2 separate regions of the Homo sapiens genome follow, and region 1 is linked to region 2. Evidence: chromatin loops called from intact Hi-C (ENCODE). Cell type or tissue: heart right ventricle. All regions are shown on one strand. Each heading gives the region's core, and the rest is flanking DNA. Links, peaks and the distances in the headings are about the cores only. Region 1 has its middle 29 kb from the start of CEBPA-DT. Region 2 overlaps PEPD (peptidase D).

Region 1 (16,432 bases), core at 4,243-12,242, 74 kb before region 2:
AGTATTATTAATAACAGGTAAAAGGTGGAACCAATCTAAATGCTCACCCACTGCTGAAAGGATAAACAAAATGTGGTATATCCACATGATGGAATATTACTTAGCTGTGAAAAGGAATAACATGCTGATATGTGCTACCACACAGATGGACCTTGAACATATTATGCAAAGTGGCAGAGACAGTTACAAAAGATGACACAGTCTATGAGTCCATTTATATGAAGTGTCCTGAACATGCAAATCTATGGAGACATAGAGGAGATTAATGGCTGCCTAGGGCTGTGAGGAGGGGGTGATTGGGGGTGGCACATGATAGCTAAAGGGGACACAGCTGGTTTGGAGAGTGAAGAAAATGTTCTAAAATTGTACTGATAGTTGCACAACTCTGTGAATATACAAAAAAATCATTAAATTGTACACTTAAAATGGGTGAATTGTATGGTGTGGGAATTATATCTCAGTAAAGAAGTTACCAATAACATTACAAAACAAGAAAAAGAGTTTATTTTATTTTATTGAGAGGTGGGGCTTCACCCTGTCACTCAGGCTGGAGTGCAATGGCACCTTCTTAGTTCACTGCAACCTCGAACTCCTAAGCTGCCTCAAACTCCTGGCCTCAAGCGAGCCTCCCACCTCAGCTTCCTGAGAAGCTGGGACTACAGGCATGTACCACCATGCCCAGCTATTAAAAAAATTTTTTTTTTGTAGATGGAGTCTTGCTTTGTTGCCCGCGCTGGTCTCAAACTCCTGGCCACAAGCAATTCTCCTGCCTTGGCCTCCCAAAGTGCTAAGATCACAGGTGGGAGCCAGTGGGCCCAGCCCTTTTAATTTTTAATTTTTAAGTTGTACAGATGATATATGTGTATTTTATTTTTAAGAAAATCAAAGTATAGCAAGGCGTAGAGGAAAACATTTTAAATTACCCCCTTATCCCAAATTTTGAATCCTACCGCAGTTCTAAGAGGAAGCCACTGTCATCAGTTTAATGCAAATCTTTCTTCACCTTTTTTTGTGATGTATAGGTATGAACGTAAATAAGAAGATGTAGATACATCATTTAGTTTTCTGACTTTAAAAATAAAAGGGTTCGTGTGGTATGTATTGCTCTGCTGCTTGCTTTTTCACTTAACATTGTGTTTTGGAGATCCCTCTGTGTTATTACATAGAGATCTTCCTTTGCTTTAAAAAATACTGCATGGTATAATATTATATAGCAAAGATGTGTGTAGGCTTAATACTTAGTAGTGAAATTGTTGGGTCAAAGGGTGTGGGGTTTAAAATTTAACAGAGGCCGGGAGCAGTGGCTCACACCTGTAATCCCAGCACTTTGAGAGGCCAAGGTGGAAGGATCACTTAAAGCCAGGAGTTGGAAACCAGCCTGGGCAACATAGTAAGACCCTACGTCTAAAAACTTGGCTGGGTGTGGTGGCACACACCTGTGGTCCCAGCTGCTTTGGAGGCTGAGGTGGGAGGATTGCTTGAGCCCGAGAGTTCAAAGCTGCAGTGAGCTATGATCACACCACTGCACTCCTGGAGGGGTGACAGAGCAAGACCCTGTCTCTTAAAAAAAAAAAAAAAAGAAAAGAAAAATAAAATGTAACAGATACTACACATTGTTTTTTAGAAAGGCTACACAGTTTCACACACTCACCAGCAGTAAATACATACATCTTTCAATAACATTTTGTAATATCAAATAATGGATATTAATACTTTTAAATTTTGTTTGTTTGATAGCTCATTGTTGCTTTAACTTCTATTTTCCTGATTACTTATAAGGTTAATGAATATGAAATTCCCTAATGTTTTCACTCTGAGTTATTTTTCTTAGGCTGTCTGGTGTATTTTTTACATCTTTTTATTTCAAGGGCTTTATTTTTAGTTTGTTTTACCCATAGCTCTTGTAAACAGCAAGTAGCTGATTTTCTTGGTTGAAGTTCTTATAAATTTACCTGATCTGGCAGCTGAAAAAAAGGGAACTTGCAAAATTTAACAGTTTGTTAATGACAAATCACTAAAATTGTTTAAAAGTTGTCTATTTGGCCATGTATTGTCTTAGTTTAGCATATTATCATGTGCTGTAGAATTAAAGTTTATTTATATAGTACATTTTACGTTTTTGTTTGTTTGTTTGTTTTGAGACAGTCTTGCTCTGTCGCCCAGGCTGGAGTGCAGCGGCACAGTCTCAGATCACTGCAACCTCTGCCTCCCGGGCTCAAGCAATTCCTGTGCTTCAGCCTCCTGAGAAGCTGGGATTACAGGTGTGCACTACCATGCCTGGATAATTTTTTGTATTTTTAGTAGAGATGGGGTTTCACCATTTTGGCTAGGTTGGTCTTGAACTCCTGACCTCAAGTGATCCGCCCCCCTTGGCCTCTCCAAACGCTGGGATTGCAGGTGTGAGCCACTGCGCCCAGCCCATTTTAAGTTTGACCAAAAAGAATTCCACTTGGTCATTATGATGATTTTAAAACATGTCCACAAATTGTTTGCCACTTCTCTCACTAAACGTGGAGTCTAATTCCCCTGCCCTCGAATGTGAGCTGGCCTTAGTGACGCACTTCTAACAAGCAGAATGTAGCTCTGGTGCTGTGTTCCCTTCCAGCTTCCAGCTGGCTCTTTTCCTATTGAAATCCATGTCCTTGGAACCTAGCCACCATGTTGTGAGGAAGCCCAAGCCACGTGGAGAGGAAAGGAGGCTCCCAGCCAACAGCCAGTATCAACTGCCAGACACATAAATGAACCAGCCCTGGGATGACTGCAACTCCCAGCTTATAAGTCTTCCAACCAAGGCCCCAAACACCCTAAAGCAAAAACAGGCCATCTTCGTTGTACCCTGCCCAAATTACCTATCCATAGAATCCGTGAGCAAAATAAATGGTTGATGCCATTAAATTTTGGGGTAATTTATTATGCGGCCACAGTAACTAGCATATTTATTGATAAAGAGAGTTAGCCAGGCATGGTGGCTCACACTTATAACCCCAATGCTTTTGGAGGCTGAGGTGGGAGAATCACCTGAGGCCAAATATGTAAGACCAGCCCGGGCAACATAGTGAGATCCTCTCTTAAAAAAAAAAAAAATAGCTGAGTGTGGTGGGACATGCCTGTGGTCCAGCCCAGGAGGACAAGTTGCAGTGAGCTATGGTTGTGCCACTGCACTCCAGCCTGGGCAACAGAGAGAGACAGAATCTCTCTCTTTAAAAAAAGAGAGACAGTTTTAGAGGTGTTTCTCAACACCTTCCAGGTGGGGTGAAAAAAAGAAGACAATCTTGCCTAGAAATGTAATTATGTTATTCTAGTAAATCACTTCTCCACTGTCCTCGGTGAGATATGTTTGAAACTGTTTATACCATCTTATTTTAGGTTTCCTATTTTTATTTCTAAATAGAAATATTTTTCTTTTTTTGTCTTTCTTTTTTCATTAAAAAAAATCGTTTCCTTCATTGAAGAATAGGATTTTCTTTCTTCCATTCTTTTTCCCTCTGGGAATTAGGATATATAGAATTTATGCATCTTTTATTCTTCTAGGATTACAATCTTTTTTTTTTTTTTTTTTTTTTTTTTGAGATGGAGTTTCACTCTTGTTGTCTAGGCTGGAGTGCAATGGTGTGATCTCGGCTCACTGGAATCTCCACCTCTTAGGTTCAAGCAATTCTCCTGCCTCACCCTCCCAAGTAGCTGGGATTACAGGCATGCACCATCACGCCCGGCTAATTTTGTATTTTTAGTAGAGACGAGGTTTCACCATGTTGACCATGCTGGTCTCAAACTCCTGATCTCAGGTGATCCACCCACCTTGGCCTCCCAAAGTGCTCGGATTACAGGCGTGAGCCACCGTGCCCAGCCTACAGTCACATTTTTAAAAGATATTTTTTCTACCAATATTTAGTGGTGCCCAGTATCTTTCCTGTCCTGAACAAGACAAAGAACTTAGTAGGATTTCACGCCTCTCCTTCTTCTCTGCCCCTCCATCTCTCATGTTTACGTCATCTGAACTTGAGTTTTAGACTACCTTTAAAAAAAAAGCAATTATTTATCTTTAATTATAAGTTCATGTCCCCACCCCATTTTTTTTTTTTTTGCTTGTCACTGTTTTTAGTATCACTTATCTTTCTCATGGATTCATTTTCTGACTTGTTGGAATTTGTCTTATAATAAAATTTTCAGGGAATTCTTTGAGGGTAAATTTTATGAGTCTTTAGATGACTGAAAATGTCTTTATTTTGTGCTTTCCATTTTTTTTTTTTTTTTTTTTTTTGAGACAGAATCTTGCTCTGTTGCCCAGGCTGGAGTGCAGTGGCGCGATCTCGGCTCACTGCAAGCTCCACCTCCTGGGTTCACACCATCCTCCTGCCTCAGCCTCCCGAGTACTGGGGACTACAGGCACCCGCCACCACGCCTGGCTAATTTTTTTTGTGTGTTTTTAGTAGACACAGGGTTTCACCATGTTAGCCAGGATGGTCTCGATCTCCTGACCTCATGATCTGCCCACATCGGCCTCCCAAAGTGCTGGGATTATAGGCGTGAGCCACCGCGCCCGGCCTGTGCTTTCCATTTGAATGATGGTTTGACTTGGTGTAGAGCTCTGGGTTTAAAAATTGTATTTCTTTTCTTTTCTTTTTTTTTTTTTTTTTGAGAGAGAGTCATGCTCTGTCACCCAAGCTGGAGTGCAGTGGCATGATCTCGACTCACTGCAACCTCTGCCTCCCAGGTTCAAGCAATTCTCATGCCTAGGCCTCCTGAGTAGCTGGAATTACAAATGTGCACCACCACACACAGCTAAATTTTTGTATTTTTAGTAGAGACGGGGTTTCACCATGTTGGCCAGGCTGGTCTCAAACTCCTGACCTCAAGCGATCAGCCCACCTCAGCCTCCCAATGCCTGTTGGGATTACAGGGATGAGCCACCGCACCCGGCTTAAAAATGGTATTTATTTCAGAACTATCTATAGTGTGTTCTATCATCTCAGCACCCAGTGTTGCCAGTGACAGACATGATGCTAATATGATTGTCATTCTTCTGTGGGGGCCTGATTTCCCATCTCTGTTTGGCAGGATTTTCTCTTTCTCATGCTGAAATTTCATGAGATGAACTTCCTCTTCATTCTTCTCCCTTCATCAGTCTTCACCCATCTTCTCTTTTGTTCCTTCTATTGTAACAAGGGAGGTGACCCTCCTTCTGCCCCCAGTCAAGCCCTGTTCTCATGCTCTGGACGCATTTTCTTTCACGTTCTCAGGGGTGCCACCCCACCTGCATTGAACTATGCTCTAGGGTCCCCCACTTAAGAAAACAAAACGCCTCTCTCTGACTACGCACCTTTCCACCCATCTCCCTATTTCTTTCTTTCTTTTTTTTTTTTGAGACAGAGTCTAGCTCTTCTCCCAGGCTGGAGTGCAGTGGTACAATCACAGCTTACGGCAGCCTTGACCTCCGGGGCTCAAGCCATACTCTCACGGCAGCCTCCTGGGTAGCTGGGACCACAGGTGTGCACCACTGCGCCCGGCTAATTTTTTTTTTTTAATTATTTGTAGAGACAGGGTCTAGCTATGTTGCCCAGGGCTGCTCTTGAACTCCTGGCCTCAACGATCTTCCTGCCTTGGTTTCCCAAAGTGCTGGGGTTACAGGCGTGAGCCACCACACCTGGCCCTTACTTCTTGACTCTTCACTCATAACTAAACTTCCTGACAGAGTTCTCTGTAAACACTATCTCTGCCTATTCACCTTTCATTGATTTCCCAATGCGGTTTCATCTGCTCCCTACACTTTACTGAGGTTGTTGTTGGAAAGGCGCCCTCCCTGTTTTAAGGCCCAGCAGTGGCCCCTCCCCTGGTCCTCAGCAGCGTGCTGCAGCCTCCCGTTGGTGAAGTGCTTCCTCTCTTGCTGTCTACCTGCTGCTTCCAGTCTCCGGCGTCAGCTCCTCCTCTCCCAGGGGCAGCCTCACTTGTCTCCTCTATCTGCACTGTTCTTCTGGGGACTCTAATCCTCTCTAAGGGCACCTTGTTGATCGCCTTGTTGTTTAGTACCAAATTCATGTCTTCAGCCCAGAGGCCAAGCCTGAGCATCACCCTCTAACATCTGATCTCTCTATCTGTCTATTTCACAGGTATCTCGGAATTAACAAGTCTAAGATGAAATCTTGGTTTCCCTGTGAACTTACCTCCTGCCCCTAATCTGCCCCTTCTTTCCAGCTACTTAAGCCAGAATTTGAGGAGCCAATCTCTACCTCTCCTTCTTCCCCACCGTTCCATGCCTAATCTCTTATAATCTATTCTCTCCTCTTTGGCTCAAAATAGACCTATCAACTTCTTATCCCCGCTGCCAATACCCTAGTACAAACCACTGCTGTCTCCCACCTGGACCACAACGATGGGCTAACCCTAACTGGGCTCCATGCCTGCCTTCCTGTTCCCTTACCATACATTCTCCAACCAGAGGCACTGTTGCAAAAACATAATCCAGTGCATAACTTCCCTTTGCGCTTAAAATAAACCCTACAAGGCCCAGCATGATCCAGCCCCTGCTTCTCTCTCTCCAGCAACACCTATGTCCTTCTCCAGCCCCACCCAGCTTCACACCTTCATTCATGCAGGAACTTCGGTCTTTCAGTTTCAGCCTCTGTGTCAGCAAAGACCCCTTCCATTTTGAAGAGAATCAACCAGTTGAGGAGCGGGTGGATGATAGAGCAAGTTGCCCACAGAGACAGCAAATTGGACTCATTCTCCCTTCCAGTGACGAAGGATATTTATTTTTCTGACTCAGGACTAAAGGGGGCTGAGAGGCCCATGCTGGGAAAAGTACTTGCAATACATATGGCAGAGGAAGGGTTAATATCCTACACGCACAGACATCCTTGAGAAGAAAAGCACAAAAAATTCAATGGGAAAAGGAGGGGGAGGAATTTAATAGGTTTTCCACAGGAAGAGAAATTTAAATAGCCAATAAATAAGTGAAAAGATCAGTTTCATTAGTAATCAGGGAAATGCCAATTAAAGAAACTAGAGCAGGTTTTTAAAGAAAAAACTCATCAGATTGGCAAAAATTAAAGAGTGGCTGGCTGGTAAGAATACATGAAATCAGACACTGTACCTTGTGGGTAGAATTGCAGCAATGCTTTGGGGAAATAATTCGGCAATGTCATTCAGATAAAAAAAACATACACGTGGCCGGGCAAGGAGGCTCACGCCTATAATCCCAGCACTTTGGGAGGCTGAGGCTGGTGGATCGCTTGAGCCCAGGAGTTTGAGACCAGTCTAGGCAACATGGCAAAACCTTGTCCCTACAAAAAACACAAAAAATTAGCTGGACATGGTGGCACAGGCCTGTAGTCCCAGCTACTCAGGAGTCTGAGGTGGGAGGATTGCTTGAGCCTGGGAGGCAGAGGTTGCAGTGAGCCAAGATTGCGCCACTGCACTCCAGCCTGAGTGACAGAGTGAGACGCTGTCTCCAAAAAAAAAAAAAAAAAAAGGAAAAAAGTTCCCTTTGACCCAGAAATGACAATTCTTGAGAATCTATCTTCTAAAATTACCAGCCTACAAGTATATTTACACCAAGATGGCATTTTAGCACTGTTTGCAATGGCAGAAGTCAGAGGAGAGGGTAGGAAAAGATTCTACCAAAACAGAAAATCACTCATGATGTCATGTTAAGTAAGATAGGAAGAAACAAACTTCTATCACTATTACTCCAAATCTGTAAACATTGACTAAGTATGTGGACAAAGGGTAGAGGGTGCCATGTATCTACAGAAATATTGATTTAAACAGCTCGTGGAACTGTGGGGGAGTTTTGTTTGAATTGTAATATTGTTTTGCCAATTATGTAAATAATTTTTTAAAAAATTATTTTATTTTATTTTATTTTATTTTATTTTTATTTATTTATTTTTTTTGAGATGGAGTCTTGCTCTGTCACCGAGGCTGGAATGCAGTGGTGCCATCTTGGCTCACTGCAACCTCCACCTCCCAGATTCAAGAGATTCTCTTGTCTCAGCCTCCCAAGCAGCTGGGATTACAGGCGTGTACCACCATGCCCGGCTAATTTTTGTATTTTTAGTAGAGATGGGATTTCGCCAGGTTGGTCAGGCTGGTCTCAAACTCCTGACCTCAAGTGATCACCCTGCCTCGGCCTCCCAAAGTGTGGGATTACAGACGTGTATTTTAACTTTTTTGAGACAGTTTTAGTCTATCCCCCAGCCTGGAGTACAGTGCTGCGATCATAGCTCACTGCAGCCTTAAACCCGTGGGCTCAAGTGATCCTCCTGCTTTAGCCTCCTGAGTAGCTGGACCACAAGTGTGCGCCACCACGCCTGCCTTATTTATTTATTTATTTATCTACTTATTGGCATATTTATTTATAGAGGTGGGGGGTCTTGCTATGTTGACCAGGCTGGTCTTGAACTCTCAGCCTCAAGCAATCCTCCCTCCTCGGCCTCCCAAAGTGCTGGGATTACATAGTGAGCCACTGTGCCTGGCCATGAATGGCAAATAATAAAAAAAAAAACCCACAAAGAAGCCATAACTGAGCATTCTTCTGTTACTTGATGGATCTGTAGAGAAATTAAACTTTGCTTTCAATAAGACAAACTACTTTCATCAGAGAGATTTCCAAAAATAGTACTTCCTCACTTTCTGGTGAAACTATTCCTCATTTTGTATTGCTTTATACTAATATTTTTTGGTTTAATATTGAACTCAACCGCTTTTTCAAAGTTTTTGCAATACAGCTAGTATATTTTCCCTACTGAAGACATCCTCTTCCTTCTAAAAAAACAATTGCTTGGTTGGTTTTGCCCATTATATAATTGTAAACAGTGGACACAGATGACCCAAACTACCCCTTGGAGCTTTAGTCTTTCGTGATGGACCAATTCCTCCATTCTTTTAATAGCTTTGGTTCCTCTTTGCACGCTGCCAGCCAGAAAACTCTACATGCTTGTGGTAGAAAGCTGCCCTAGCTAAGCACAGTTTTCTGGGTGTGGCTCTACCGTACTTCCCTCATCTGAGCAGCCATGGCTCTCGCTGGCCTTTTTGGGTTCTCTGGCACTAGCTGGTCTGTGACCTTCTCCTGAGAGGGCCTCTTCAGTGTCTCTATGTGACTGTGCTACCACCAACTACGGCCACAGTCTCTATCACTCATACTCTCTGCCACTTATAGACTCCACTAAATAGATCTATACTTTCCCAATCACATGTGAGCGTTAACATGTCCAAGCTCACTTACTATGATGACTGTTATCATTTTTAAAAGGAGAATGACAAGTGTTGGTGAGGATGTAGAGAAATTGAACATTCATATATTGCTGGTAGAAATGTCAAAGGGTGGCCAAGCATGGTGGCTCATGCCTGTAATCCCAGCACTTTGGGAGGCTGAGGCGGGTAGAACACCTGGGGTCAGGAGTTCGAGACCAACCTGGCCAATATGGGGAAACCCCCTCTCTACTAAAAATACAAAAATTAGCCCGGCGTGGTGACGTGCACCTGTAGTCCCAGGTACTCAGGAGGCTGAGGCAGGAGACTCGCTTGAACCTGGGAGGTGGAGGTTGCAGTGAGCTGAGATTGTGCCACTGCACTCCAGCCTGGGCTACAGAGCAAGACTCCGTCTCAAAAAAACAGTGAAAAGTTGCAGTCACTGCAGAAAACAATATGGTGGTTCCTCCAAACATTAACAATAGAATTCCTATATGATCCAGCAATTTCACTTCTGAGTACAGACCTGAAAGAACTGGAAGCAGGGTCTCAACAAGGTATTTGCACATCCGTGTTCATAGCAGCATTATTCTCAATAGCCAAAAAGTAGAAGCACCCCAAGGGCCTATCAATGCATCAATGGATAAACAAAAGATGGTACGTCCATACAATGGAATATTATTCAGCCTTATAAAGGAAGGAAATTCTGGTGCGTGCTACAATATGGATAAACCTTGAGGATATTATGCTAAATGAAATAAGCCAGTCGCAAAAAGCAAATACTGTATATTCTAAGCAAATACTATATGAGGTACCTAGGGTAGTCAAACTTATAGAAACAGAAAGCAAAATGGTGGTTGCCAGGGGCTGGGGCTGGGGGGAGTGGAGTTGTTCAGTGGGTACAGTTTCAGTTTTGCAAGATTAAAAGAGTTCTGGAGATTGGTTGCACAACAAATGAATGCATTTAATACGACTGAAACATACACTTAAAATTGGTTAAGGTGGTGAATTTTATCTTATGCATATTTTACCAGGATTTAAACTTTTTCTTAAATAAAAAAAAAAAGGCTTGGAGCTGGGATCCAAACCCCATCATCTGGTGGCAGTGCTAACTCTGAACAGTAGGCTATGCTAGTCCTGCAGGTAAGAGGACCCACACACATTAGAAGGCAGTTCATGTTCCCACTCCTGCCAGAGCGTGCACCCTGGCGGTCTCACTCCCCAGCCCAAGCAGCTTATCAATGGATTCCTTATATGTACATTCAGGGCACTGCCCCTCCACCCACCCCACCTCTGTCCAGCTGGGTTCTGGTAAACTCATTTCTGTGTCTTCATTAATTCTCTCATGACTGGTGTCTTAGCAGCCACCCTCAATCACACACAACAAAAGCAGCACATCCTCTATCACCTATAAAGCTGGAGCCTGGGCCAAGCGTGGTGGCTCACGCCTATAATCCCAGCACTTTGGGAGGCTGAGGCAGGAGGATTGCTTTAGCCCAGGAGTTCGAGACCAGCTTAGGTAACATAGTGAGACCCTCGTCACTACAAAAAAATTTAAAAAACTAGCCAGGTATGGTGGTATGCACCTGTAGTCTCAGCTACTTGGGAGGTTGAGGCTGGAGGATCGCTTGAGCCTGGGAGGTCAAGGCCGCAGTAAGCCATGATCTGAGCCACTGCATTTCAGCCTGGGCAACAGAGCAAGACCTTGTCTCAAAAAAAAAAAATCTGGAGCCTAGTGAGTGGTGAACACACATTAATTAATAATTTAATAAATTATTAATTAATTGTTGGTAATTAATAATCACCATCTGGTTATTAATAAGCATTTAATTAATATGTAATAAGTAATAGCATTAAATGAATATAGACAAAAATTGAGAATTTAAAATTGGATGTAAGAAATAACTTCTTGGTAGGTCCACTTTATTTCTTTTATTCTTTTTCTTTTTTTCTTTCTTTTTTTTTTCTTTAAAGCGATAAGGGCTTGCTCTGTCATCCAGGCTGGAGTGCAGTGGTACAATCACGGCTCACTGCAGCCTTGAACTCTTGAAGTGATCCTCCCACCTCGGCCTCCTGAGTAGTTGTGACTATAGGCATGCACCACCACACCTGGCTAATTTTTTTGTTTTTTGTAGAGACAGAGTCTTGCTATGTTGCTCAGGATGGCCTGGCCTCAAGTGATCCTCCTGCCACAGCCTTCCAAAGTGCTGGGATTATGGGCATGAGCCACCATGCCTGGCCCACTCCATTTCCTAATAGGTGACATTGTGGCATACACTATTTGTACATATCTATGCTATATTATGCCTTTCTGAGGTCATTTATTATTAAAGGAAATTTTTTTTTGAGACAGGGTCTCACTGTTGCCCAGGGTGGAGTACAGTGGTGAAAGCACAGCTCACTGCAACTTCAACTTCCTCAAGCAATCCTCCCACCTCAGCCTCTCAAGTAGCTGAGACTACAGGTGCATGCCACCACACCCAGCTAATTTTTGTATTTTTTGTAGAGATGGGGGTCTCGCTACATTTCCTAGGCTGGTCTTGAACTCCTGGCCTTAAGTGATCTGCCTGCTTTGGCCTCTCAAAGTGCTGGGATTACAGGCATGAGCCACGGCACCTGGCCTCTGAGGTTATTTAAATCTAATTCTGCTTAATAACAATTTAGGAATATGCTAAATTGCCTCTTAACGTGTTTTCCCATTGGTTAAGTCCAGAATCCATCAGGGTTTTATAGGTCTTACTGACTTACAAGCAAGAGGAACTGAGTCTAGTTAACTTAAACCAAATAATCTATGGAAAAAATATGGAGAAGCTCATAGAAACCAAGAAAAAACCTGGAACAACTGCACAAATGACAGTCACTAGAGCAACTCCAGGAATCCAGATGGCAGGAACGGACCAGCATCTACTATGGTGCCGCTGCTGCTGAGAAGAACCAGCCCAGCCATTTTCTTTGTCCCTGCTGTCATCATTGGAATTCGCAAGAGGAACATCTGATATTGCTCTAGCCTGCTTAACCAACCAATCACAGTGACTCTGTTGTGGCCCGGCCAGGCTGGCTGCTCAAAGAAGAATTTGTGCCATTATCAAAAGAATCAGTGGGTGATGACAAGGACGAGCTGTGTCCACCCCAAAGACTCATGAGCCTTTCTCCTTGGCAGTGCCTTCCAACCAAGCATCTTCTTTTTTTTTTTTTTTTTTTTTTTTTTTTTTTGCCCAGGCAGGAGCACAATGGTGTGATCTCGGCTCACTGCAACCTCCGCCTCCCAGGTTCAAGTGATTCTCCTGCCTCAGCCTCCCGAGTAGCTGGGATTACAGGCATGCGCCACTATGTCCAGCTAATTTTTGTATTTCTAGTAGAGATGGGGTTTCTCCCTGTTTGTCAGGCTGATCAAGAACTCCCAACCTCAGATGATCTGCCCCCCTTCGGCCTCCCAAAGTGCTGGGATTACAGGCGTGAGCCACTGCACCCGGCCCCAACCTAGCATCTTATGGACGTTACTTGGCTTATATAGACTCAGGTATGGCTTTAATTTTTTAAATGTTAAGTAATTTTTAACCAGTCCCTAAAATACTGTCACCCTCCGTGACATCACCTCTCTGTCCACACAGAGAATGGACAAGGTCCAGGAGAGCACAAATCTACCCCATCCATTTTGACCCCAATTCCAGTTTATGAAATTGATAAATACCTGGACTGTCTATGCAAGACACTTTCTTGTGGCAAGTCAAGTTCTATTTTCCTATTAAGTTATTTACAATATTAAGGTTTTGTCCTCTTCATTTTTGACTGTTCTTCAGTAAATACTGGCCATGACTATGGGACTGTCTTATGAATTAAGTGATGCTCTGTTCAAAGACTACTCCATGTGAGATCCTGTAACACTGCTGCTTCAGTAAAGCTGTTTTCTTCTACCTTTGGCTCGCCCTTGAATTCTTTCCCGGGCAAAGCAAAGAACTTTCTTGGGCTAAGCCCTTATCTGGGGCTCACCTGCCCTGCATCAGTATTAGCACAAGGACAGACAAACTGACCAGTGGAAAAGCACGTACAGATACATACAGTCAACTGATTTATGACCACAGCCACCTGTATTGCAATGAGGAAAGAAAGGATGAACTCTTCAGCCAGGCACAGTGATATGCACCTGTAATCCCAGCTACTCAGAAGGCTGAGGCAGGAGGATCCCCTGAGCCCGGGAGTTTGAGACCAGCCTGGGCAACAGTGAGACCCCATCTCTTAAAAAAAAAAAGAGAGAGAGAGAGAGATTATCTTTGATAAATGATGGAAATAATAGTGGGTCATGCTGCCCTATCCTATGTGGATGGGCCTCATCCAATCCACTGAAGGCCTGAATAGAACAAAAGGCTGTGTAAGAAAAAATTCTTTCTCTCTGTGTGGTTGTCTCCAAACTGGGACATGGGTCTTCTCCTGCATGGAACTTAAACCGTCAGCTCTCCTGAGTTTGGACTTCTCAGACTCTGTAATTAGGTGAGCCAATTCCTTGTAATTAATCTCTTTATAAACACACAGACAGACACACACATTCTATTGGTCTGTTTTTCTGGATAGCCCTAATATAGTATGTTATACTTTGACAAATAATTTTTTAACTGTTTAAGAAAATATGTGAATAAAAAATCTGGCCTGGCATGATGGCTCATGCCTGTAATCCCAGCAGTTTGGGAGGCTAAGGTGGGTGGATGACCTTAGGTCAGGAGTTCAAGACCAGCCTGGCCAACATGGTGAAACCCCGTCTCTACTAAAAATACAAAAATTAGCCGGATATGGTGGCATACGCCTGTAATCCTAGCTACTTGGGAGGCTGAGGCAGGAGAATCACTTGAACCTGGGAGGTGGAGTTGCAGTGAGCTGAGATCATGCCACTACATTCCAGCCTGGGCGACACAGCGAGACTCCATCTCAAAAAAAAAAAATTTCTCCAGTGACTAAGATCTATAAAAATATCATCAAATGGAAAATCTAGTGTGAAAAGGGCAATAGCCAAAATTAAGACCTCAATAGATGGAGTTAACAGTCAATGCACATTGAAGAGAGGTCACTAAACTGGAAGGCAGGTGGATTGAAAAGCTGAATGGAGAGATGAGAAGGTCAGTGAACTGGAGGATAGGTCCAGACTGAAGTACGGTGAGAGGAAGAACATGGAAACTATAGACAGTAATTTAAGAGGTATGTTAAAAATGTTTAATGTCCTATCATTGGGGTTCCCAAAAGAGGAAAGAGAGAAGGAGGCCGGGCATGATGGCTCATGCCTGTAGTCCCAGAACTTTGGGAGGCCAAGGTGGGCGGATCACTTGAGGCCAGGAGTTTGAGACCAGCCTGGCCAACCTGGCGAAACCCCATCTCTACTAAAAAAAAAAAAAAATACACACACAAAAAATTAGTTGGGCCTGGTGGCACATGCCTGTAGCCTCAGCTACTCGGGAGGCTGGCGCATGAGAATCACTTGAATCTGGAAGTCAGAGATTGTGGTGAGCTGAGATCATGCCACTGCACTTCAGCATGGGTGACAGAATGAGACTCTGACTCAAAAAAAAAAAAAAAAAAGAGAGCAATAGAATGAATCCTAAGCTGCATATATACAAAGAAAGCCATACTCAAGCACATCCTCACAAATACACTAAAAATCAAAGAGAAATCTTAAAAGTATCTAGAGGAAAAAAAATCACATTATCTTAAAAATGAACAATATAAATGACAGCTGAGTTTTTGATAGAAAGGATAGAAGCCAGGTGAAAATGGAATAATGTCTTCAATGTGATATTAAGACATAATTTTTGACTTCAAGTCAAAAATGACTTTAATAATCAAAAGAGTAATAAAAAAAAGAGTAAAAAAGAAGATAATTGCCAACCTAGAACTCTATGTTCAGTGACCTATGCTTCAGAAAGGAAGGCGAAATGAATAAATGTTTAAGCAAACAACTGAGAGAATTATTTACTTGTATACCCACACTAGAAGAAATGCTAAAGGAGTTTTTTGTTTTTCTTTTTGTTTTTTTGAGACAGGGTCTTACTCTGTTGCCCAGGCTGGAGTGCAGTGGCGTGATCATGGCTCACAGCAGCCTCGACCTCCTCTGCTCAAAAGATCCTCCCACCTCAGCCTTCCAAGTAGCTGGGACTACAGGTGTGCACCACCATGCTTGGCTACTTTTTGTATTTTTTTTGTTGAGGTCTTGCTTTGTTGCCCAGGCTGATCTTGAACTCCTGGACTCAAGCAATCCTCCCGCCTTGGCCTCCTAAAATGTGGATTTGCAGGTGTGAGCCAATGTGCCCCAAAGGAGTTCTTCAAGCATGAGAAAAACCATTCCAGAGTTAAGGGCAGAAATTCAGGAAGGAATAAAGAGTAAGAGAAAGCATAAAATATGTGGGTAAATCTAAGTGAACACTGGCCACATCAAACAAAAATAATAATGACTTCTGGGTTTTATAAACACCTAGAATCAGAATATATGTCAATAACATCACAAAACAAGGGAAGGGACTTTACCAGAAGCAACCTTTGAAACAAAGATCTGAGTCCAAATGATTTATTTGGGAAGTTAACCCAGATCACATCAGTATGGGACATGGGAAGTGAGGTAGGGAAGGGAAGGGAACCAATAAATTGTGCATAATCCCACAAAGTATCGCTCTGGCTAACTGAAGCTTAATTCTGCTTGGAAACCCTGGGAACAAAGGTGGAAAATGCAGCTCAGAGTTAATAGCACCTGAAGCACATAGAAGATGGGCGAGTTATGCAGCAACTGTGGCCAGTGATGGGTTGAAAACTACTCCAGGGAAATTTTAATGTCCCGGCACTTCTAGCCAGCGCTATACTCAGCCTCCACAGAAGCCCTTGGGCGGAGGTGAGTCACAGATGCTGGGAGTTGTAAACTGAGCCAGGATGTGCAGGAATGGGAGTGCCAGGGGATTTAGATGGGGGCATAGAAGGCATCTACTGCAGGAAAAGAGGAAGTTAAAATATTCTAAATGTATTCTTAATCATCCGGGAAGAAATAAATGTACCAACTCATACTGGCGCTAGTAAATACAGGATGCATATTGCAATCTGCAGATTTCAAATAGTAAAATAATATGTATTTGAGAAGCTAGTAGAGTGGTGAAATGGAGTAATAAAAATGACTCAGCCAGGTGCAGTGACATGTGCCTGTAATCCCAGCTACTTGGGAGGCTGAGGTCAGAGGATTGCTTGAGGCCAGGCGTTTGAGACCAGACTGGGCAAC
Region 2 (10,598 bases), core at 25-8,024:
CCCTGTGGCCTGGCCTCCAAGAGCTCAGAGCCATGGAGAATTGTTTGGAGAACTAAGGAGAGGCAGAGATGCCCCAGGACCCCGCCCGCTGCCTGGCCTCCACCCGGCACCCCAACAGGCTCTCCCAGGTCTCCCTGCACCCAGCACAGAGCACAGGCTGAGGCCGTGCTTGTGGGAAGCAGAGGAGGAGGGGGCTGGGCAGGGACCCCGGATGGGATGCACGGCCTAGAACTCCGGGCCTGAATCACACCACCTGCTTCTTCCAGGACCCAGAGCATCTGGGCAGACACTCAGTCGGCGGCTAGGGCCTCTGGCTCTGCTGCAGCTCTGGGGCCCCCTAGCTGGAGGGGTGTGCCCGACACTACCCCTCTGCCCATGGGGATGGGACGGACATATTCTGCCAGGGCCCAAGGGGAGGGCAGGGAGGAAGTGCCAGACAGCCTCATGTCCAGCAAGGCTTTCCCAGGGCCTGCTGGCCACATGTCCCCGAAGCCAGGTGGGCCCCCTCACCCTGTCCACCTGCACCCTGGCACCCTCCGGTGGCAGGCAGAGACCAGCAGGACACAGGCAGGGGCGTGGAGAATGGGGCAGAGGTGCCAGCTGTCCAGGACGGGAGGGGCCTGGGGGCCAGCAGAGAGGCAGGATGGCATGGGACAGATGGCGTGGGACAGACAGTGTGGGACAGATGACAGGAGGCCTGCTGAGGCAGGAGGATGGTGGCTGGGGCTGCCCTCTGGATGCCCTGTAAGAGGGACCCTTGGCACAGCAGGGCCCGGAAGGAGTAGGGCCTGTCCTTGCTGTGCAAAGGACCTCAGGGCCCTCTCTGGGCAACGGCAGAGAAGCAGCCTCCCGCTCATCCTGTGGTGTGGAAGGGACAGGATACGGGAAGGGCTGCTGGATCCAAACCTGGCTCTCAGGACTCCCCGGAAGCAGCCCAGGTGGACAAGGCTGGGCCTGGCTGAGGGGGCGGAGGGGCGCAGGTGGTGCCCCTTTCCATCCATCCCACCTAGGCACCTCGGGAGGCTGCAGGCAGCAGACACAGAGCGGAACCCTCGGGTCCACCAGCCCCTTCACAGGTCATGGCCAAGTCACGACACTGATGGTGATGACCCTGGCTGGCGGAGGCTGGTCTAGCCCTAGGACCAGAGCCCACCACGTCTGCAGGGTCCAGAACCAGAGCCAGGAGGGCTGAGGAAGTGCAGCTGCCCCTCTTTGGCTCCACCCTGGGCTTCCCATGGGGTCCATCTGTAGCTGGGTGAGTCCTGACAAGTCTGAGGCCAGGGGCACAGCCGCGGCTTCCGTCACGAGGGCCTCTCACCCAAATCCCAGCTCTCACGGTAAACACAACCACTCCACAAACATTCCAGAAGCTGCCTGTGCGCCTGCCTGTGGGGGGTCCTGTCCCATGGGAGGGAGCCAGGGGGTGGAGGACCCTGGCCTCATGTGGAGCAAGGAGCAGGGCCACGTGGCTGGACAGGCAGCGTCAGCCGCCCCATGGAGGCAGATTTCTAAAGGAAAAACTTGAATGCACGGCCAGGACGCTTTGCTGAAATCCAAAGTCCCCAGCCGGGCACTTTTTAATCTCCTGTCTTTTCTGATTGCAAAACACCATAAGCAGTGTCAACAGGGCAGAAAGGTCCAGATAACACCTCAGGTGACTCTCAGGCTGGGGGGAGGAGCCCCGCCTGCATGACAGGGAGCTTTGGGGTGGGTCAGAGTCACAGGATCTCTGGATGCAGTGGGCTGCTTAGGCCAACAACTGCCTGGAAGTCTACTCCTGCACAGGGCCTAGGCTTCCCCACGGCTGGCCGGGAAGGCGGGGCACATGGAAGCTCTAAACTGAAGGGAAACTGAGGCTCAGATCACGGGTCCAGGAAAGCCCTGAGTCAGGAGGGTAAACAACTCGAAGCCCAGCAATGGGTTCTTAGGTCCTGGCGGCAGTGCTCAACCTTCACGGCCTCAGTTTTTCCATCTGTAAAATGGGACCCTCCCACTGCTGTAGCTCTGGGGAGTGGAGCCATATGGAACACAGCCCAGTTTTGCCTGGGGACAGCTAAGCATTTTCATTTAGGTTCCCCAGAGTCAACCAAGAAAAATGGTTTGTGGTTTGTTGGTTTTAGAACATGCAAGAATAGCCTGGGCAGAGAGGACAGGGCCAGGAGTATGGGGGACACGGATTCCTAGGAGGCGCCAAATCAGAAGGTGACCTGCAACAGCAGCCGGGGCAGAAAGTCCTACCGGACTGTGCTGACACAAAAGAAAAAGCAGAAACTGAACTATCGTTTAAAAAACAACAACAACAACAACAACCAGGAAGCCCACAAGAATACCCCGAACAATGAAATCATCTAGGAATGTAAAAACAAGACTGTTCTCCAGTGCAGACCAGACTCAGATCCCAGTTCCCCAAACTCCCGCCAGCAAAGCAGAAAGACCATGGGATGGTGGGTGCCTGGATATCATCCGCCAGCCTGACTTTATCTTCCAGCTTGTAGAAGACTGTAACTGCATTTCTTGTTTGAAAATGATCTGCTTTCTGGAGGGGGAAGTATACACCCAGCCAGCCAGCTCCATCCTGCCCAGCGAGGCTCGGGTATGGAGCTGAAGTCTATTTTCGTGCTCCTCTCAGTTCCCTATCTTTTTCTGCCTTAAAAAAATCCCCCTAGAGTTTCTACACACATAAGTTATTCAGATGCAAGCTTTTCTGGAATCCAGGGACGAAAGCCATGGCTTTGATAAATCATCTCCCTCCCGCTCCTCTGCGTCCACTTCATCCATCCTCTGAATGCAAACCGACAATGGAGAATTCGGTCATACGTTGGCTCAATCGAGAACAGGCACGCAGGATCCCTCCTTCCTGGCTGTCTGGGGACCCTACCATCTTTGGCCGAGTGAGTCGATGATAATACAAGACATCTGGGAGACAGGATGCATCTCCAAACAACGTGCTGGCGTCTCACTCCCCACATGTGTTCTGAGGGCTCTGTTTCTGGCTCCTTCTGGGTAGCTTTGGGCCTGGGCTACCTGCCACCACTGGCCCACCCAGACCCTCCCTGGGCCCCATGGCAGGGACCCGCCAGCCCAGAGGCAGAAGGCCTCCAAGATGGGTCGGCCAGTGACGGAAGGCTTGGGAACAGTTTTCTGGGGGAAATGCTGCAATGTTTATATGAGAGCCACTTTGGACTTGGTTTGCAGTTTCATTTGAATCTCCTGAGTAGTGGCACGGCTCTTAGCTGTTCAATCCAACAGTTTACACGCGCTCATATTCGGGGCTGCAGAAGCACTGCAGACTCCGATGTGCAGCTGCCCTGGTCAGTGTCCCAGGCCAGGCTGGGGGATTGCTGAGCAGCAGGAAGCACTTGCTTCTCCTCAGTGTGAGACCGAAAGGGAGGCGTATGGGTCACTCTTCCCTTCATCTGCCCCAGTGGGCGGCCCCTGCAGACACGGTGGCGAGCTGTGGTCTCCAGGGTGCATGGGCCGGCTGCCTGCTCCCAGCCAGGCCTTCCGTGGAGTGCCAAGCTCCAAGCGTGGCCAGCAGGGACAAAGGCCACCACTCGGAGTCCCTGAGGCTCCCCGTGCCATGGCCTAACCCACCAAGGGGACCTCTCTCCAGTGCGTTCCTGGGCATCTCTGCCCCCTTTTCGTGTGACGGCCACTCCTCCAGGGCCTCGGCAGACAGGAAAGCTGCCCATGCCGCCAGCCCATGACAGCAGCAGCTTCTGGTCCCCAGAGCCAGCAATCCCTGGTGCACGCGGTGGGTGACGGGAGCAGCTGCGTCCTGTGGGCCTCCTGGGTGTCTGGAGGGAACTGGCATTGCCATTTTATGCATGACATGGACAGAGGCACGGCACCAGTGAGGGGCCCCGGGTCCCAGAAGAGCACTGTGGGGTGCCTCGTCCAGAGGTGGGTGAGACACAAGGACAGCTGCCAGGAAAGCACAGTGGGGTGAGGCCCGGGCGTCAGGGCAGTGGCCTTGGCAGGCGGGAGGGAGAGTCACACGCGCAGCACATGCTGTATTTTGCTTTTTTTGGTGACCAGTGTCTCATGATGTCTGGGAGCACCCAGGATGTCTGGACAAGTGCTGTTCAAACTGTGGGTCATGACATCAGCTGAGGAGGGTGCAGCCACGAAGCACAAACAAGAGACAAACCGAAAACGCGTGGGCAGGTGTCTGCTCATAACCAGGCCTGTCCATGTGTATGAGGACGGGTGAGAATGGAGAGCACGCTCCTAACTGGGATGGGATGGGACGGCCATGCCTGTGGGTCTGGACCCTCCTGAGGGCGTTCTGTGGCCCCAAGAGCATGTCTTTAAGACCGCAGAGTGCTCAGGGCAGGGCTGGCTGGTGACAACAAGTCTCCCTCGGAGGAAACAGCAAGGTGGTGGGGGAGAGCTGGGCTGGGACAGGCAGCAGAGAGCAGGCCTGGGGGCAACGCTCTACCCTGGAGCTCACCAAAGCATTGGGCCCCAGGTGGAGTGGGGCAAGGGGGTCCCCAGGAGCTTGTCACCCATGGGGTCCGCAGCGCGATGGTGGCAGACAGACTCAGGCTGAGTAGACAGCAGGAGTAGGCTGGCCGCATCCCAGGCTGCAGGGCCCATGTGAGGCCAAGGTGGCTGCTGAGGTCCTGGGTGAGCGGGCACCCCATGGCCTGCAGGGTCGAGGTCTCGCCATTATCTAGCCAGGGAAGGAGGGGAAGAGGGCACTGGTGGCTGCTGAGTGTGAGGGCTGGGACAGGTCTCTCCTCCTAGCCAGGCTGGCCACCCACCCCCCATGCCCAGGAGCAACACAAAAGACCAGGCCCAGCAGGGGTGAGGCCTGGCCCATCGTCCTGAGACAACACTGCCCTCTTCTGGCCAGTTCTGGAAGGACAGGCTTGCTGCCCACCAGCTGCATCCCGACTGGGACAACCAAGGCCTGGGGCATCCTGGGACACGTGCTCTAGAAACTCTGCGAGGGGCCACAGTAGATTAAGGCCCCCCTCCAACCCCCACCACCTGATCGGGAAGTGAGGGAGGCAGGAGGAGTGTCCCAGCTGCTTTCCCAACCAGAGCCCTCCACCTCTGCCCTGTGGGGTGAGCCTCTCCAGGACCTGGGGCGGCCTCAGGCCCGGAGTGCTGCAAGGGATGGTCCCTCTCTGGGCGCACTGCTTCCCAGAATCGTGGACCATGCGCCCCCTGCCCTAGCTGCGAAGCTTGCTGGCCTGCAGTGGCTCTGGTGCCCACAGCCCAGGCTGTTTGTGGAAGGAGGGGGCAGCACATGGGGGCTCAGAAGACGACCAGGAGAAGCAGGGGGATGAGTCCTGGCCACCTCTGTGCTCACACAAACCTGTTCGGGGCTGGAGTGAGTGGGGAGGGGTCTTCTGGGGCCTCCCACTTAGGAATGGCCTCCAGTGATCTCAGGCACCTCAATCTGTGTGAACATGTTGAAAGTGTTAATTAGCAAGTGTGCTGCGCTTTTGTAACCCTGTTCTTGAAGGTCTGCCTGAGGGGTTTAAAAAGGAAAACAAAAAAAGCAGCGAATGGCCCCTCTGGTACAGTGACTTGGAGATGGGGTTCATGGCGAACCCCAGGATCACAGCGGGAAAAGACTCTGAGAACAACAGCAAAACCCCCGGAGGCTTGACGGCTACAGGCCCCACATGGGGCCGCTTGGCTCTGAACCAGGCTGAGGGTGTATGCAGCCACCACAAAGTCCCGTCCCTCACCCCTGCGTGCATGCGAGTGGGTGTGGTGGCATCACACCCAGAGAAGCGGGAAGGGGCCCGGGGGTGGCTGGCTGGGGGTGAGGGACGGCCCTCAGGAAGTCTGTCTCAGTCCTTGGCTGACAAGCCTGACCTGAAGCAGGAACCAGGGTGTCTGGTTCATAGGCCCTCTTGGACCATGACTGTGGCCAACAGTGGACTCAGCCTAGCTCCAGGGAAGCTGCTGGAAGGGTAAGGACGGAGCAGTAGGAGGGGGGCCTAGCCAGCCCCAAACCCCGCTTGATGTACGCATCATGGAGGACACTTTTGGGTCGAAGACACGGAACAGGACAACCAGGGGACGGGAGCTGTCTGAGAATAAACCAGGCCTGGCCTGAGCTCTGCCTGTGGCTCCCACCTCCAGCCTGTGCTGCAGAACCAGCTGCTGGAAGTGGGCATCAGGGCCTGGCCTGCCCAGCTCGGTGAGGACACCGGGCCTGCTGCTCTTGCCCGAAGAGGGCCCACGCTGTGCCAGGTGGCCACTGCGAGAGAGGGAGGCAGGGGCTTACACTGTGATCATTGCAACGCAGCACAGCCTCGGTCAGTTCCCTGTGTGTGTATCCATGTGTGTGCGTGTTGGGGGAGTGCTCATATCTGGGACTGTGGAGAGAGGGATGGAAAAGGCTGGCCTCCTCTTAGTACCCCCCACCCTTCTGCAGTACAGCTGTATAATCTGGCTGCCCTGGACCAGCTCTGATTCCCCACAAAATCCCATTCCTAGAAGCTAAAATATCTCTGGGGTGTCTTCCCCCAGTCAAAGGACTAAAACCCAGAGCAGGCCATTGCAGCAGGCGCACTGCTCTGGGAGGCGCTCGGCTTCGGGGGAATTCTACGCTGGGCTCATGCTTTAGTTTCATACCTTAGGATGAAGCATCGTGGCTTTCATGTTGGGATAACAGACTGATTTATTATTTACCGAACGCAGTAGGCGCTCGGCAGATCAATTTCAATACAACAATGGACTATAAATGCCACCAGCAATCTGGCAGTAGCAGTAATCAACAAAACATGTTGTTCTAAATGCTGCATAATAAATTGACTACAATAAACTCATAATTACTCTACTGGCTACATTTCAAAGTTAGCACTAGAAAAATCAAATCACCAATTTGGACTTGGCATTAACATCCTCGGATCACTCCTGCCTCTACAGCTGCAGCTGGGAGATGCAGGTGCCATGTGCTGTCCCGGAGGGCCGAGGCCACAGCATCTGGGATTATGCCAGGACCCTCTCCGGGGCAGATAAAGAGGGTCATAAAGGAGCAGTCACTTCTTCTGGGGTGTGCTGAGCCCACAGAGGAGAAAAGCTCATGGCCACGTGGCTCTGGCACAGGGCTCTCCAGCCACCCAGAAGTGCCCCCTGGACTGTGGGGACCCACTGATGTGGCCTCTGCCGTGAGACTGGGTTCCCATGTCCTGTCCTCCAGGCCCAGCCAGAATGCGCTACAGGGTTAAAGAGCTTTAGAAAAGGTTTCAGGGCTGGGCACCGTGGCTCACATCTGTAATCCCAGCACTTTTGGGAGGCCGAGGCAAGAGGATCACTTAAGTCCAGGAATTCCAGACCAGCCTGGGCAACATGGTGAGACCCTGTCTTTTTAATATTAAAAATAAAAAAATTAGCTGGGCATGGTGGCTTGTACCTGTAGTCTCAGCTACTCGGGAGGCTGAGGTGGGAGGATCTCTTAAGCCTAGGAGTTTGAGGCTGCAGTGAGCTATGATTGTGCCACTGCACTCTAGCCTGGGAGACAGAGCAAGACCGTCTCTTAAAAAGTTTCAGGACACCAGGTGGTGTCTGGAGCCACTGGTGGGTCCACGGTGTGGGGGCAGGGCTGCCACCCCCTCTCCTGCTCTAGTCCCCTGCTGAGCCAAGTCTGAGTTTGCCAATTCTTTCCCCAAGTGCCTCTGGCCTCACACCTGGGCCTGGTGCCCTCCTTGTGTCTGAGTTCCTTGGCCCACACATGGGGTGAGGTGCCTACATCGCAGGATCAGGGCGAGGAGTGGGTGAGAAAATCCACAGAGACCCAGAAGAAGGGCCCAGTCACCTTGTGGCCCCAGGCATGTAGGAGGAAAGCTGAGCTCCGCTCTGACCCTCCCAGCCCCGAGCACGGTGGCTACGCAGGGGGGACTGGGGACTCGCCCACCATTTGTGGGGCTCACTGTGGTGCCAGAGTGAACCAGGATCCGTGGAGCCAGTGCTGTCGGGTAGGCCAGGGAGTCCACTAAGGCCCAGCGCGCAGTGGGTGGCGGTTCCACTGGCCTGCCTCCGCTTGCACCCTCAACCTGCCGTGTTCCTAACACAGCCCTACTGTGGCGGCATATGCTGGCCCCACCCAAGGTCTGAGCTGAGCTCCTGCCAGCATGGCCTGAGCTGGAACAGCTCATCAGCTATGGACCTGGGTGAGCGGGGAGCCCGGGCAGTCTCAGTAGGCCATGTGCCCAAGGGCAGGGAGGACCCCGAGACTGAGTGTGTTCCTGCAAATACTCGGCCCTGACAGCTCAACGCTCGGCAGCTCTCTGGGCAGCTGGTTGTCTGTCCATAGGTCTGGGCATGTGTGTTCCTGTCCTTCAGTGGGCATGGCTGGGGACTCTGGGGGGTGGGCTCCCACGACTACCTGCTGTAGGGTGAGGCGGGGTCCAGGCCGGTGAGCAGCCATCATGGGAACTCCCGCTGGAGGAGCTGGCACATTGGGGTGGCTCCTCGATGGGAAGGCGGAGGCAGCCCAGCTGGGCGCCACGCAGGCCTCAGAGGACATGCCATGCTGCTGGGGGGCAGAGGGCTCTGCAGGAGGCTTGTTCGGGTGCATCTGCCATAGAAGAAAGGGCACCAAAGAACTGGGAGGGACAAGGCACATCCTCTGCTAGTCAGTGACCACAGTGAAATGTCTGGAGGCCAAGACAGGGCCTGCGTGGCTGTGGCTGAGCCCCAGGGCTCCAGCACTGGGGTAGCTCTCAGGAGCTCTGCACTGCCTGGGCTGGCCCTGGCTGACATCTGACGTGCAGGGCACAGGCAAAGAACGCGGAGGGACTGAGCAGAGGCCAGGCTGCAAGTACTCACACACCTCCTCCCTGCCCCGGGGCAGCGGCCCAGCTGCTCTGCCCTGCACACCGAGGGGCTGTGGGTAGGACTGCAAGTCCTCCAATGAGAGAAAAGACTACCCGAGGGGCGGAGGCCGCAGGGCCTGCCCACATCTCCTTGTCGTGGCTTCTATGAAGAACTGTGAGCACGGCACATCGTGCTCAGGAAAGCCCTGCACGCAGCCACGGGTCAGCACTGCTGACTTGCTGAACGCAGGGCCGCAGAGGCCACGGGCTCCTGCAGCAGGAGGATGGCAGGTTTCAGAGCGTGGGAGGCTCCCTGCGGTCTTCCCAGCTCCAGACCAAGAGGCCTGCCCTCCTGGCACCAAGACAGAAAGATGCGAGCGTGGTGCCCCCTGAACGGAGAGGACAGCCTGGACAGAGGCTGGGGATGGTTCAGGCCCCCTCAGAGAGCCCACAATCCCATGGCCCACAGGAAACCATCGGGGGCCCCTCTCCTGCACCCTCTCTCTCAGTGCTCCCTGGGGGGTGCAGGCTTTTGGCCCTGGAGAAGGCACCACGCAGGCCGATAGCCTTGGCAGAGAAGTCTGGGCCAAGAAGCCCAGGGACTTGCTGTGGTCAGCCCTCTCAGGACAGGGACCCAGAGGCTTCTGGGCCATCTTGAAGTTGAGTCCAACCTTGGCCTGGCTGTTCACACACAGAGCCAGGGCCGCTGGCCCTACTTACCACATATCCCCATTCTGGATCGTTCGGTCGTTGGGAGCTCCGGCGTGTCCGTAGTGTAGCACGGCTGAGTTCTCACCACTGCAAAGAGCCGGGGGAGGGTGATCAAAGCCCATTCTTCTGCAGCAGGCTCTGAAGGAGGGGGTGGATGCTCGATCCCCTGCCCATGAGCAGCACTGTCCCCACCTCCAGCACAGGCCCAGGCGTGGCTGGACCAGGTCCACAGCCAGAGGTAAGGCCGGGGGACATGGTGGCCCTGTCACCCCGCAGTCACATGGCTGGCAACCAGCCTCAGTCTGCAGGCAGAGCCTCCTGGCTGAAGGCGTCGTTAGGCGGCTGCCCTCTGGGCTGGGATGTGGGCATCATGTGGAACACATGTAAAACTTAGCAATGGGCCGGGTGTGGTGGCTCACGCCTGTCATGCCAGCACTTTGGGAGGCCAAGAAAGGCAGATCACTTGAGCCCACAAGTTCGAGACCAGCCTGGGCAACATGGCGAAACCCTACCTCTACAGAAAATGCAAAAAAAATTAGCTGGGTTAGGTGGCTCACAGCTGTAATCCCAGTTACTCAGGAGGCTGAGCTAGGAGGATCACCTGAGCCTGGGAAGTGGAGACTGCAATGAGCTATGATCATGCCACCGCACTCCAGCCTGGGCAAAAGAGGGAGACCCTGTCTTTAAATTAAAAAAAGAGCAAAAAAGGGGAACAGCAGTTCCTGGGCCTGGAGAAGGGCCCTACGGAACCCCTCCTTTCCTGGTGGCCAAAGGGGAGAGGGCCTCTATGGAAAGGGCCCCGGCTGTCCTGGAGCTGCCCTGGCGTCCTGACCAGGCTGGAGAGAGAGGAAACCAAGAGGATCCTCGCTCCTCTGCCTGAGAAGGCTTCCCTAATGAGCGATGCCTTTAAGAAAAAAAGGACTTTTAAGTCTGTCCAAAGGGGGGAAGGAAACCCCCACCTGGGTGTAATATTTATGGCCCTGCTCAGGAGTCTTGGGAATCATAAAAGTAGAAATAATGGTTTTCTCTCCATCCACCAGAGAAGAACATTTCCAAGGACTGAGATTTCACATGTATTATTCATGTGCCGGGGACGTGCGCATT

The links. Hi-C counts contacts between places; a loop is a spot of excess contacts. Peaks named below come from ENCODE experiments on the same cell type or tissue, not always from the same donor. Only the 100,000 strongest peaks of a DNase experiment are listed, where the experiment ranks them.
Region 1: it touches region 2 in a loop (4-fold over the local background); 7 of 110 quality-filtered maps call a loop at or near these places.

What each region holds. Positions count from the first base shown.
Region 1 is chr19:33,323,491-33,339,922 of GRCh38, forward strand. No RefSeq gene overlaps it. Among named protein-coding and RNA genes, the nearest start is that of CEBPA-DT, 29 kb to the left of the region's middle. In heart right ventricle, for the core only: no CTCF peak of the experiment used is centred there; a DNase peak (open chromatin) is centred at 8,980; H3K27me3 peaks cover 984 bases.
Region 2 is chr19:33,402,169-33,412,766 of GRCh38, forward strand. PEPD (peptidase D) reads right to left here. Exons shown (of 15, transcript NM_000285.4): 11 at 9,504-9,581. LOC124904692 (a long non-coding RNA gene) reads left to right here. Exons shown (of 2, transcript XR_007067229.1): 1 at 1-1,255; 2 at 2,121-6,797. Among named protein-coding and RNA genes, the nearest start is that of CEBPG, 34 kb to the left of the region's middle. RefSeq lists an enhancer at 4,532-5,089. In heart right ventricle, for the core only: CTCF peaks have their summits at 340 and 4,856 (motif pointing left); a DNase peak (open chromatin) is centred at 4,853.